Regions from separate parts of the Homo sapiens genome. Here region 1 is linked to region 2. A link is a loop called in an ENCODE intact Hi-C map of the cell type or tissue named here. Cell type or tissue: ascending aorta. All regions are shown on one strand. Links, peaks and the distances in the headings refer to the core of each region. The heading gives the core; the rest is flanking DNA. Region 1 holds the start of LOC100505774 (a long non-coding RNA gene). Region 2 has its middle 88 kb from the start of PPP1CB-DT.

Region 1 (5,377 bases), core at 230-5,229, 72 kb after region 2:
ACAGAGTTTCCCTATGTTGACCAGGCTGCCAGGGATTTATTAAAAATGCATGCATTTTTCTTTTTCTTTTTTTTTTTTTTTGAGACAGAGTCTCGCTGTGTCACCAGGCTGGAGTGCAGTGGCACGATCTTGGGTCACTGCAACCTCCAACTCCCTGGTTCAAGGGATTCTCCTGCCTCAGCCTCCTGAGTAGCTGGGACTACAGGCATGTGCCACCACACCCAGCTAATTTTTGTATTTTTGTAGAGATGGGGTTTCACCGTGTTGGTCAGGATGGTCTCAATCTCCTGACCTCGTGATCTGCCTGCTTTGGCCTCCCAAAGTGCTGGGATTACAGGCGTAAGCCACCGTGCCCAGCCAAAATGCACTTTTCTAGACCCCATCTCACACTTCTAATCAGAAGGTCTGGTCTTGAGCTAAGATATGAATTTTAACTAGCTTTCTGGAGAAGTGTAATGCACAATAGTGTTTTGAAAACCACTGCTAGCTGGTAAGCTGTATAACCATAAGCAAGTTAGCGTTACTGAACTTCTCTACGTCTCAGTTTCTTTGTCCACAAAATAAGGATAATAGTAGGTTCTATCTTCCAGGGTTATTGGTGGGATCAGATGAGTCAAGACATATAAAGCTCTTAGAACAGTGTCTAGCACCTAGTAAGCCCTCAATGATGGCTATTAGTATTTTCACCATTAGCATCATCTTTTTTTTTTTTTTTTTATGAAGTCTCGTTCTGTTGCCCAAGCTGGAGTGCAGTGGCGCCATCTCAGCTCACTGCAATCTCTGCCTTCCCGGTTCAGCGATTCTCCTGCCTCAGCCTCCTAAGTAGCTGGAACTAGAGGCGCATGCCACCATGCCTGGCTAATTTTTGTATTTTTAGTAGAGACGGGGATTCATCATGTTGGCCAGGCTGGTCTCGAACTCCTGGCCTCAGGTGATTCCCCTGCCTTGGCTTCCCAAAGTGCTGGGATTACGGGCGTGAGCCACCATGCCCGGCCCATCATTTTCATTTTCATTATTCAGCCCACCACATTTTTGTTTGCTCACAGACTTGATTTTTTTTTAATCAAGCAAAACCTAATGCATTGATTACTACATAAAGGGAGACTACACCCTTGACAGAGTCTTAGTGCCATCTCCCAGATCGGTTTTTATTGACAATATTTCAGGGTTTCTCCCTCTCAAGAATGGAAAAGATAGTATCCTAAGCCATCTCCACATTATGAAGCAGGATGGATTTATTTTAGAAAGGTTTCCAGTACAGACATTGTGATTCATACTTGTAATCCCAGTGCTTTGGAAGGCTGAGGCAGGAGGACCACTTAAGGCCAGGGGTTTGAGACCAGCCTGGGCAACACAGCAAGACCTCATCTGTCCAAAATATTTTTAAAAGTCATGTGCCTATAGTCCTAACTACTTGGGAGGCTGAGGTGAGAGGATCGCCTGAGCCCAGGAATTCAAGCCTGGAGTGAGCTATGATCACACCACTGTACTCCAGCCTGGGCAACAAAGCGAGACCCTGTCTCTAAAGAAAAAAAAAAGTTTCTAATGGTATTCATAGTGTTTGGCTTAAGGCTTACATTTGATCAGAGTTTGGCACATTTTTTCCCTATCTTGAAAGTTGTTTTGCATCTTAGTTGTGGGCTAAAAGTTCTCTATTTGCTGACAATAGCAACATACCAACTTGTTTAGTGTCATTCCTCCAAATGCCACTTGTTATAAATCACCTCATATTTATACTTTCCTTTTAAAAATGAACAAAATGGCTGGGCACAGTGGTTTACGCCTATAATCCCAGTACTTTGGGAGGCCAAGGTGGGCGAATCTCCTGAGGTCAGGAGTTCGAGACTAGCCTGGGCAACATGGCGAAACCCCATCTCTACTAAAAATACAAAAAAATTAGCCAGGCATGGTGGCGCATGCCTGTAATCTTGGCTACTCGGGAAGCTGAGGTGGGAGAATCACTTGAACCTGGGAGGCAGAGGTTGTAGTAAGCCGAGATTGCACTACTGCACTCCAGCGTGGGCCACAGAGCAAGACTCCATCTCAAAAAAAATAAAAAATAAAAAATTTTAAAATTTTAAAAAATTAAAGTGAATAAAATGTAGAAATAGAGTCCTCTAAATTGTCTGGGTGGCAGTGATTCTAACTAAATGAGGGAGGATCTTGGAGTTGCCATGCCAGTATATTTGGAAGTAGAGTACCAAAAAACAACTTCAAAATTTGCTTTGTAACTTGCCAGAGTTTGTAAGTAGAACTTAGAACACCACCATTTCTGTCAACTGTCTCTTCATCTGAATACTTCAAAGTGGGTTATGAACATTAATTAAGCCTCTAAGCATCCCTGTGATGTGGATAATTATACTAGCCATCCCTGCCTTTTGGATGACCACAGGAAAGGAGGAGGAGGTTACCTGAAGTGAATTCCCCAGGTTAAGCTGATTTGGCAGCAAAACCACCCAGGGAACTTTTTATGGTTGCAATCTAAATAATTCTGCACCTGCTTTCCCCAAACATAAATATAACTTTTTTTTTTTTTTTTTTTTTTACAGTCTTGCTCTGTTGCCCAGGCTGGAGTACAGTGGCAGGATCTATGCTCACTGCAACCTACGCCTCCCCGGTCCAACAGATTCTCCTGCCTCAGCCTCCTGAGTAGCTGGAATTACAAGCGTGTGCCACCACAGCTGGCTAATTTTTGTATTTTTAGTAGAGACAGTGTTTCGCCATGTTGGCCAGGGTGGTCTTGAACTCCTGACCTCAAACAATCCACCCGTCTCGGCCTCCCAAAGTGCTGAGATTACAGGCATGAACCACCGCACCCAGCCTCCCCAAACATAAACATAACATTTTTACATGAGTTGTTGAAAAAGGAATCCAAATTTACCAAATCAGTAATTAAAAGTCTAACCTGGTGAAGAGAAAACGCAGGTATACCCTGGGATTAGTCAGAGTTTAGCTGCTCAGAGTTCCTTTCTGTCCAGTCTGCTTCCCAGTGGACTTTTGTCCTTCCCTCTTATTTCCATTTCCCAATAAACTGAGAGCCCACAGTGCTGGCCTGTAGTGTGGGAAACAGCCTGAGTTACTGATGCCAGGCATGGCCTAAACAGTCTCCTGTGGGAGAGCTATGCCTACCGGATCCAAAGTGTCTACTTGGCTCCACCCCATTTCACTCGTGTGCCAGTTTCTGCTAAACATAGCCCAGCTCCCAGCTGGCAAGGCTCTGAACTATTTTTAGCTGGGTCCAGGGCTCAGGCCAAGAGATCTAGATAGGTAGCTGAGATTCAGCTCTAGTGTTTTAAAAATAATAACCTTTATTGTTTTTCTTCTCATTATAATTTATGTTTCAGTTTAGACTTTTGGAAATATAGCCGAGAAAAAGGTGTGACCATTTAGAAAACAGCAAAAAGAAGAAAATTAAAATTTTCTGTAATACTCTTTATCAAAGTATAATATATACAGCAATGTGCACCAATCTTAAATATACATTTTGGTACACTTTTATGTAATTATATTCTTGTTTAACTGCCACTTTGATCAATATGAAGAAGACTCCACATAGTGGGACACCATCTCTACAAAAAATTTAAAAATTAGCCGGGCATGGTGGCACACACCTATGGTCCCAGCTACTTAGGAGGCTGAGATGGGAAGATCACTTGAGTCCGGGAGGTGGAGGTTGCACTGAGCCATGTTCACGCCACTTCCCTTCAGCCTGGGTGACAGAGCAAGATCATATCTTAAAACAAAACAAACAAACAAAAAGACAAAAAGAAAAACAGGACATTCCAGCACTCCAAAAAGTTCTCATTCGTCCCTTCCCAGCCAATATCCCTATGACCCAGAGATAAACCCTATTCTGACTTATATCACTTTTGATTAGTTTTACCTATTTTGAATTTCATAAAAATGAAATCATATGTACTTTTTTTTGAAAAAGGGTCTCACTCTATTGTCCAGGCTGGAATGCAGTGGCATGATCACAGCTCACTGCAGCTTCAACCTCCCTGGTTTGGGTAGCTGAGACCATAGGTACATGCCAACATGCCTGGCTAAATTTTTTTATTTTACTTTTGGTATAGATGGGGTCTCACAATGTTGTCCAGGCTGGTCTTGAACTCCTGGGCTTAAGCAAACCTCCCACCTTGGCCTCCCAAAGTACAGGATTACAGATGCAAGCCACCGTTCCCAGCCCATATATACTTTTTAAGTCTGTCTTTGTTCACTCATAATGTCTGTGGGGTTTATCCATGTTGTTACATGTAGTAGTAGATGGTTTTTTTGTCTGTTTTTACTGTGTAAAATTCTACCACATGAATACACTATAATTTATTAGTTCCCCACTGAGACTTATTTGGCTTATTTCCAAAGTTTGGTTATTAAAAATAAAACTGTCATGAACATTTTGTCCACATATTTTAATGGTCATATGCATTCATTTTTGGGGGTATATACCTAGGAGTGGAAGTGCTAAACCACAGAGAAAGCTTCGATCTAGCTTTCATAGATGTGCCAGTTTTCCAAAGTGGTTGCACCATTTTACAGTCCCACCAGCAATGTGTAGAAGTTCTAATTGCTCTATATCCTCATCAACACTTGATATCATCAGTCTTTTTAATTTTAGCCATTGTGGAGAGTGTGGGTTGGTATCTCATTGTGATTTGCATTTGCATTTGCCTGGTGACTAATGATGTCTTAAGTACCTTTTTCACATACTTACTAGATATTTGGACATCCTCTTCTGTGAAATGCTTGTTCAAGTGTTTTGCCCATTTTATAATTGGGTTGTCTGTCTTTTCCTTATTGGTTTATAGAATTTAAATTCTTCATTGGAGAGAGAAAGAGAGAGGTGGATTGCAAATACTTTCTCTCAGTCTGTGACTTGCCCTTTCGAAAAAGTTCTTATTTTTAATGAATCCAATTATCAATCTTTCCTTTTATGGTTAGTTTTTTTGTTTGTTTGTTTTTGGTTTTTGTACCTTGTTTAAGAAATCTGGCTGGGTGTCATGGCTCACGCCTGTAATCCTAGCACTTTGGGAGGCCGAGGCAGGCAGATCATTTGAGGTCAGGAGTTCAAAACCAGCCTGGCCAACATGGTGAAACCCCGTCTCTACTAAAAATACAAAAATTAGCTGGGTGTGGTGGCAGGCACCTGTAATCCCAACTGCCCAGGAGGCTGAGGCAGGAGAATCGCTTGAACCTGGGAGGCGGAGGTTGCAGTGAGCCGAGATCACACTACTGCACTCCATCCTGGGCAATAGAGACTCCATCTCAAAAAAAAAAAAGAAAAAAGAAATCTTTGACTGCCATAAAGTCATGAAGATATTCTTCCATGTATTCTTCAGAAGCTTTATTGTTTTGCCATTTAGGTCTATGATCCATC
Region 2 (5,377 bases), core at 207-5,206:
GCAGAGTCTTGCTGTGTCACCCAGGCTGGCATGATCTCGGCTCACTTGCAACCTCCACCTCCCGAGTTCAAGTGATTCTCCTGCCTCAGCCTCCTGAGTAGCTGGAATTACAGGCCCAAGCCAGCACGTCCAGCTAATTTTTTGTATTTTTAGTAGAGAAGGGATCTCCCCATGTTGCCCAGGCTGGTCACGAACCCCTGAGCTCAGGCAATCCACCCACCTCTGCCTCTCAAAGTGCTAGGACTGCAGGCAGGAGCCACCATGCCCGGCCCCAGCAATCTGGATTTTAAAAGCCTCTAGGCAGCCAGGCACATTGGCTCATACCTGTAATCCCAGCACTTTGGGAGGCGGAGGCGGAGGTGGGCAGATCACTTGAGGTCAGGAGTTTGAGACCAGCCTGGCCAACATGGTGGAACCTGGTCTCTAATAAAAATACAAAAACTCGCTGGGCATGATGGTGGGCGCCTGTAATCCCAGCTTCTTGGGAAGCTGAGGCAGGAGAATCACTTGAACCCAGGAGGTGGAGGTTGCAGTAAGCCGAGATCAGGCCACTGCACTCCAGCCTGGGTGACAGAGACTCTGTCTCAAAAAAAAAAAAAAAAAAAAATTGGAAGGAAACACACCAAATCAGAGGTGAAAGGGTGGACTAATTCTTAAAATCACAGTACTATTTTATTCAAGTGTCTAACCCAACCCCTTCCTCCAGGATAGTCATGGTAAGGGAAAAGGCCAGGGGTCAGGTACAGAAAGCAGATAGTGTTGCAGGTGTGACCACTGGCCCAGGAAAGGAAGGGTTGGACTGACTTTCCCAAACTGTGTTCCAGATGTTAATATGTGGACCAAGGTCAAAAAAGCTTGGAAAACCCTGCTTTCAATAGCTTTCCCTTGGAAACACACAGTGCATTTCTTTAAGATGCAGAGAAATGTTGTAATAAAGGAACCTGTTGAACTTCGCTGGGTCCAGTATTTCCCATCTTTATTGAGCACAGACCCTTCTTGACACAGAGCATCCTGCAGAGATGCTCTGTTCTGCATTCTGCATTCTACGGAGACATTCTGTTCTGCAGGATGTCAGCTTGGGAAACACAGCCTACAAAAATCATCTGTCTGGAACTTCCCTGGGCTCTCACTGCCGTCCACTGACCGGCCTGCCTTCCTCCATGGACTCGGGCCAATGTAAACACTTAAACCTAGTTCTGTTTTGGACAGGAAGCCTAGAAACAGCCTCTGCTCTATGCAAGGCTCAGTATCAGGCTCCACTCTTGGTATTCTTGGTCTCTTGCCTAGACTCCCTCTGGTTTTTTTGCCCAGTCTCTGTTTGTTGCCAGATATGAGTCCCTGACCATTTTTCCTGGAGAATTCTGAGCCTGGCTTCTTAAAACTCAGACTTTGGACCTGATCTGCTTCTTCCAGGCCTGCCGGTTGGCACACCTCTACCTGCTGCTCCCTCCATCTCTGGGTGTGACCTCTGATCTACTGGTTTCCAGTACCTGTGCCCCTCCCATCTAGAAACAGCCCTGCCCCTCCTGTGGGCATAATATCTCATCACTCCAATGCCAGCTCAGCTCTCTGCACACTTTGTTGGTTAATCTTCAGATGTTTTTCTAAAGAGTTGCATTTTTTTGATAATAAAATAAGCAATGACAAATTGCTAGTAATAAATCTGTCAGGGCTTGGGTGGAGTCTCTGCTGGATGGCAACACTGTGTCCAAGGCAGGCATCAACTCCAATGTGTACAATGTGGTCAAAAGAATTGGAGGCAGACTATTTACATGCTGGTCCTAGACCTGTGACCTTTAACCTCTCTGAACCTCAGTTTTCCCATCTATAAAGTGAGAATACTACCTGTCCCTGGCTACCTTAAAAGGAGGCATTCGGAGGATTAAGATGAAATAAAGTATTATGGGCTTTTTGAAAGTGCACATCACCAAAACAAAGCAAGGTGCTTATTATCAGTGCTTTATGACTTTGTGTCTTTCTGTCCACATCACAGAGTCAGGATGGGGCCAGAGTGAGGCAGTTGTTGATTTATTTTGAGACATAAATCAATGTTTTTCAAAGGTTGACTCTACAAGTTTAAGCTATGAAGTGATGGTGACATCACTGGCCACACCCCCATCCATTCCAGTGAGTTGAGTTTGTGTGAGTGAAGTGACCCATTCAGTGGCTGCTTCGGCACAGAAGCATGGCCATAAACCAGCCGGGGTTGACCACTGTGCCCAGGGAGGCTTGAGTTCCCTCTCTGGATGAGATCAGCACCGTGCCTAGGGCAGGAGGAGTCTTTCTCCAGCCCCCGACCAGAGTACAAGCTGAAGACCTGGTGACGAGACTGCGGAGGGAGGATGTGGCACCCCCTCAGCGTCAACACTCGGGGGAGCGAGTAACAGCATTTGCTCAGGAGTCAGAAGACTGATCTGAGCTGCAGCCCTGCCACTCACCAGCTGTGAGACCTCAGACGTAGGACTTAGTTTCTCGGGCCCTTATACTTCTTTCAAATGGTGATAATGGTGCCTACTTCATAGGCTGAAGTGACAGCAGTATTAAAACTGCCAAAGCACTGTATGAATGCAAGCTGGAGGTGGTGGAGCTGCAGAAGGGGTAGAGGCAGCAGTAGTAAAATGTAGGTGGAGATGGAGGTGTTGTTGATAGTTATGTATAACTAGGATTCCAGAAGAGAATAAGTGAGTCTGTCCCAAATCACCAGAATTAATATCCAAGCTAGACAAGAACCTTGGACCTCAAAGAGCCCAGAAGATGGCAAAGACCCCTAGCAAAATGATCATTGGCCTTCTATGCCCATGGGACTCTATTGCTCACCTCCCTGGAATTCAAGAAGGCTTTAATCACAACAAGTGCACAGTACAGGCTGCAGGAAAACCTCTTTACTATAGAAGTGTCCCAGGGCACCAGCAGAGGGAGGAGAGGAAAAGCTGGCTTTTTCTTTTTGTCTGGTGCTGGGTCACTGGACTACAGAGCTCAAGAGGCTACAGACAAGGCCGGGATCTAAACTTGAGTTCCAACCTACAATCTTCCACTTTCTGGTGAAGCCACCTTCAGCCTTTCTAGCAGCTTCTCAAGTGAGGCCCATGAGGGACTTTAACAAGATCCTCAGGAGATTAATATGCACATTAAAATTTAAGAGGCACTGATATCAAGTGTTGTGTCTGTGCTTAAAGTCCCTCATTGGTCTCTGGTGTTCTTTTTTCCACAGTATTCAATTGAATATTCATTCCTGTTCATTCAACAGATACTTACTATGCACCTGCCTCATGCTAGACACTGCGGATATGGCAGTAAATAACACTGACAGTCTAGGTCCTCAAAGAGCTTATGGCAATGTTGTCAAAAGAAGTGAAAACCAAGATCATGGTCATAGCCCATCTGCTAGGGCAGATGCTTACCTGGCTGAACTCGGAGATGCCCAGAGCACTGGACATTCATCATGACACCTTCCCCTGAAGACACCTCGTTGAATAGCAGGGCACAGAAAGCTGTTTAGGTTACAGGTACTGGAATACAGTGACGGCACAGTACGCGGAGCTGAATTGCTGCAAGGAACATGGCTGTGCTTTGGTCAAGCACAGGCCGAGGTATACATCCAGAGTGACTCAGCGAGTTTACAGTGCAGGCGTATAACTCCACCTGTTATCACAGCCATGTAGCCATAACACGGGAAGGCTTATCACTTGGCTCTAAGCCACTATTGTCTGTAAAGACATAATTGCCTTGCTGACACTGTACAGGCGTGCTGGAACCCAGAGAAAGAGAGAGACAGAGCTGTCCGTCTTTGCAGATGAACAGAGGGGAGCCAGGACACAGCTCAGGCTGCTCGTGCCCAGAGAAAGAATTAAGCTGCTGACCCTGAAGGCAAACGAGAGCCGGCTGTGCAGCTCTGTGTGGGAGTGGCCAGAGTAAGCAGCCTAGACAGAGCGGACAGTATAAGTGAACAGCTGATGAGAGATGCTGAATAAAGCCACGTCTGATTTACCTGCTGTCTCTCAAGTGTTCTTTCAGCCACCGCCGCCCGCCGCCCCGTCCACCCACTCCTCGAGTGTTCTTCCAGCAACCCCCACACCTTGCCCCATCCACCCACTCCCCTCGGATCTCAGCTGGGGCTGGAACCTGACAATTGCTGAGCTGGGGCCTCTCTTCCTGGCCACCCTCTCCTCCTTGTCCTCTCTCTTCTCTACTTTTCCTCTCCCCTCCTCTTCTTTCTCCTCTTCCAGAATTGTCTGACCCCAAAGAGGGCTCCTATATTCTTTCCTACCATTTTTTTCTCCTGTTTCTTTCAGAAATCTCCACATGTATTTTACCAGTCTGTGTAGCAAAAACAACTGAGCATACTACAGCTCTCAAAAGTTTGTTTAAAGCCAGGATGACACACACACATCACACACCCCTCACACACAGCACTTAGGAACAGCTATAGCTTTGCAACGTTGACTTTTCCTTTTGAACACTCTTTGGCTCAAATGCATAGTTGGGGCAAGCCAATCATCCGCCCACAGGCGCCAGGACGCTGGGAGGCCTCCAGCTGCTCTGCTCCAGGAAGATTAAGTACAGCTGTGATGCTCTGCTGTGCCAGGCAACCCTGCAGTTGAATTACATTTTGAAGGTCCACAGGCCCTCCCCTTCCTCTGGCAGATTCTGCCAACAGCAGCAAATGCAGCTCAAACTCCGGTGGGGACAGGGGGAGAACACTGAGCAAGCAGGGCTGTTTGAAGCAGCAGAATCCAAATTCATGTCTTGGCTATGAGGCAGAAATTTCAGAAATGTATTCCTACAGAGGGGAATAAATCACTGAGTTGTCTTGAACTTGTGGTACAGAGTGGATGGGCTGCCTGAGTGCCTGAGCCCACACTCCACCTCGGCTCCTCCTAACATGAAACCAGAGCTAGACTGTTTGTCCACGATCAATGTTGTGGATGAAGCCCAGATCCCAACCTCTCCTGTAATTGCGATGGATATTGTGTGACCAGACTGTGCCCAGAGGACTGAACTTGATCTCCAGGATAGAATATCTGACATAGATTCTCTCTTACTAAAAGAAAAGAAAGAAAATTGCCTCTAGCTTTCCAAGTGAAAGAAACTTAGCTGAACTCCCTCTTTCCAAGCCCCCATTTACAACAAAGCTAACATGAACAGACTAATAACGTGTGCACCTCAAGGCATTTGGGTTTTTAAGTTCTGGGGTACAAGTGCAGGTTTGTTACACAGGAAAATGTGTGCCATGGTGGTTTGCTGCACAGATCAACCCATCACTTAAGTATTAAGGCCAGCAGGCATTAGCTATTTTTCCTGATGCTCTCCCTCCCCAATTCCCCACATAGGCCCCAATGTGTGTTGTTCCCCTCCCTGTGTCTACATGTTCTTCTCA

Evidence for each region. A loop is a pair of places that touch in the nucleus more often than their neighbours do. Peaks named below come from ENCODE experiments on the same cell type or tissue, not always from the same donor. Only the 100,000 strongest peaks of a DNase experiment are listed, where the experiment ranks them.
Region 1: a loop joins it to region 2, with 3 times the contacts of the local background. A loop is called at or near these places in 8 of 110 quality-filtered maps.

What each region holds. Positions count from the first base shown.
Region 1 is chr2:28,733,122-28,738,498 of GRCh38, forward strand. All of the region lies in intron 3 of PPP1CB-DT (PPP1CB divergent transcript), which reads right to left. It overlaps LOC100505774 (a long non-coding RNA gene), which reads right to left and starts at 3,084. Exons shown (of 2, transcript NR_145832.1): 1 at 2,906-3,084. In ascending aorta, for the core only: no CTCF peak of the experiment used is centred there; a DNase peak (open chromatin) is centred at 3,140; H3K4me3 peaks cover 3,429 bases; H3K27ac peaks cover 3,745 bases.
Region 2 is chr2:28,660,681-28,666,057 of GRCh38, forward strand. No RefSeq gene overlaps it. Among named protein-coding and RNA genes, the nearest start is that of PPP1CB-DT, 88 kb to the right of the region's middle. In ascending aorta, for the core only: a CTCF peak has its summit at 2,906 (motif pointing right); DNase peaks (open chromatin) are centred at 1,181, 2,131, 2,918, 4,561 and 1 weaker place; H3K4me3 peaks cover 3,474 bases; H3K27ac peaks cover 5,000 bases.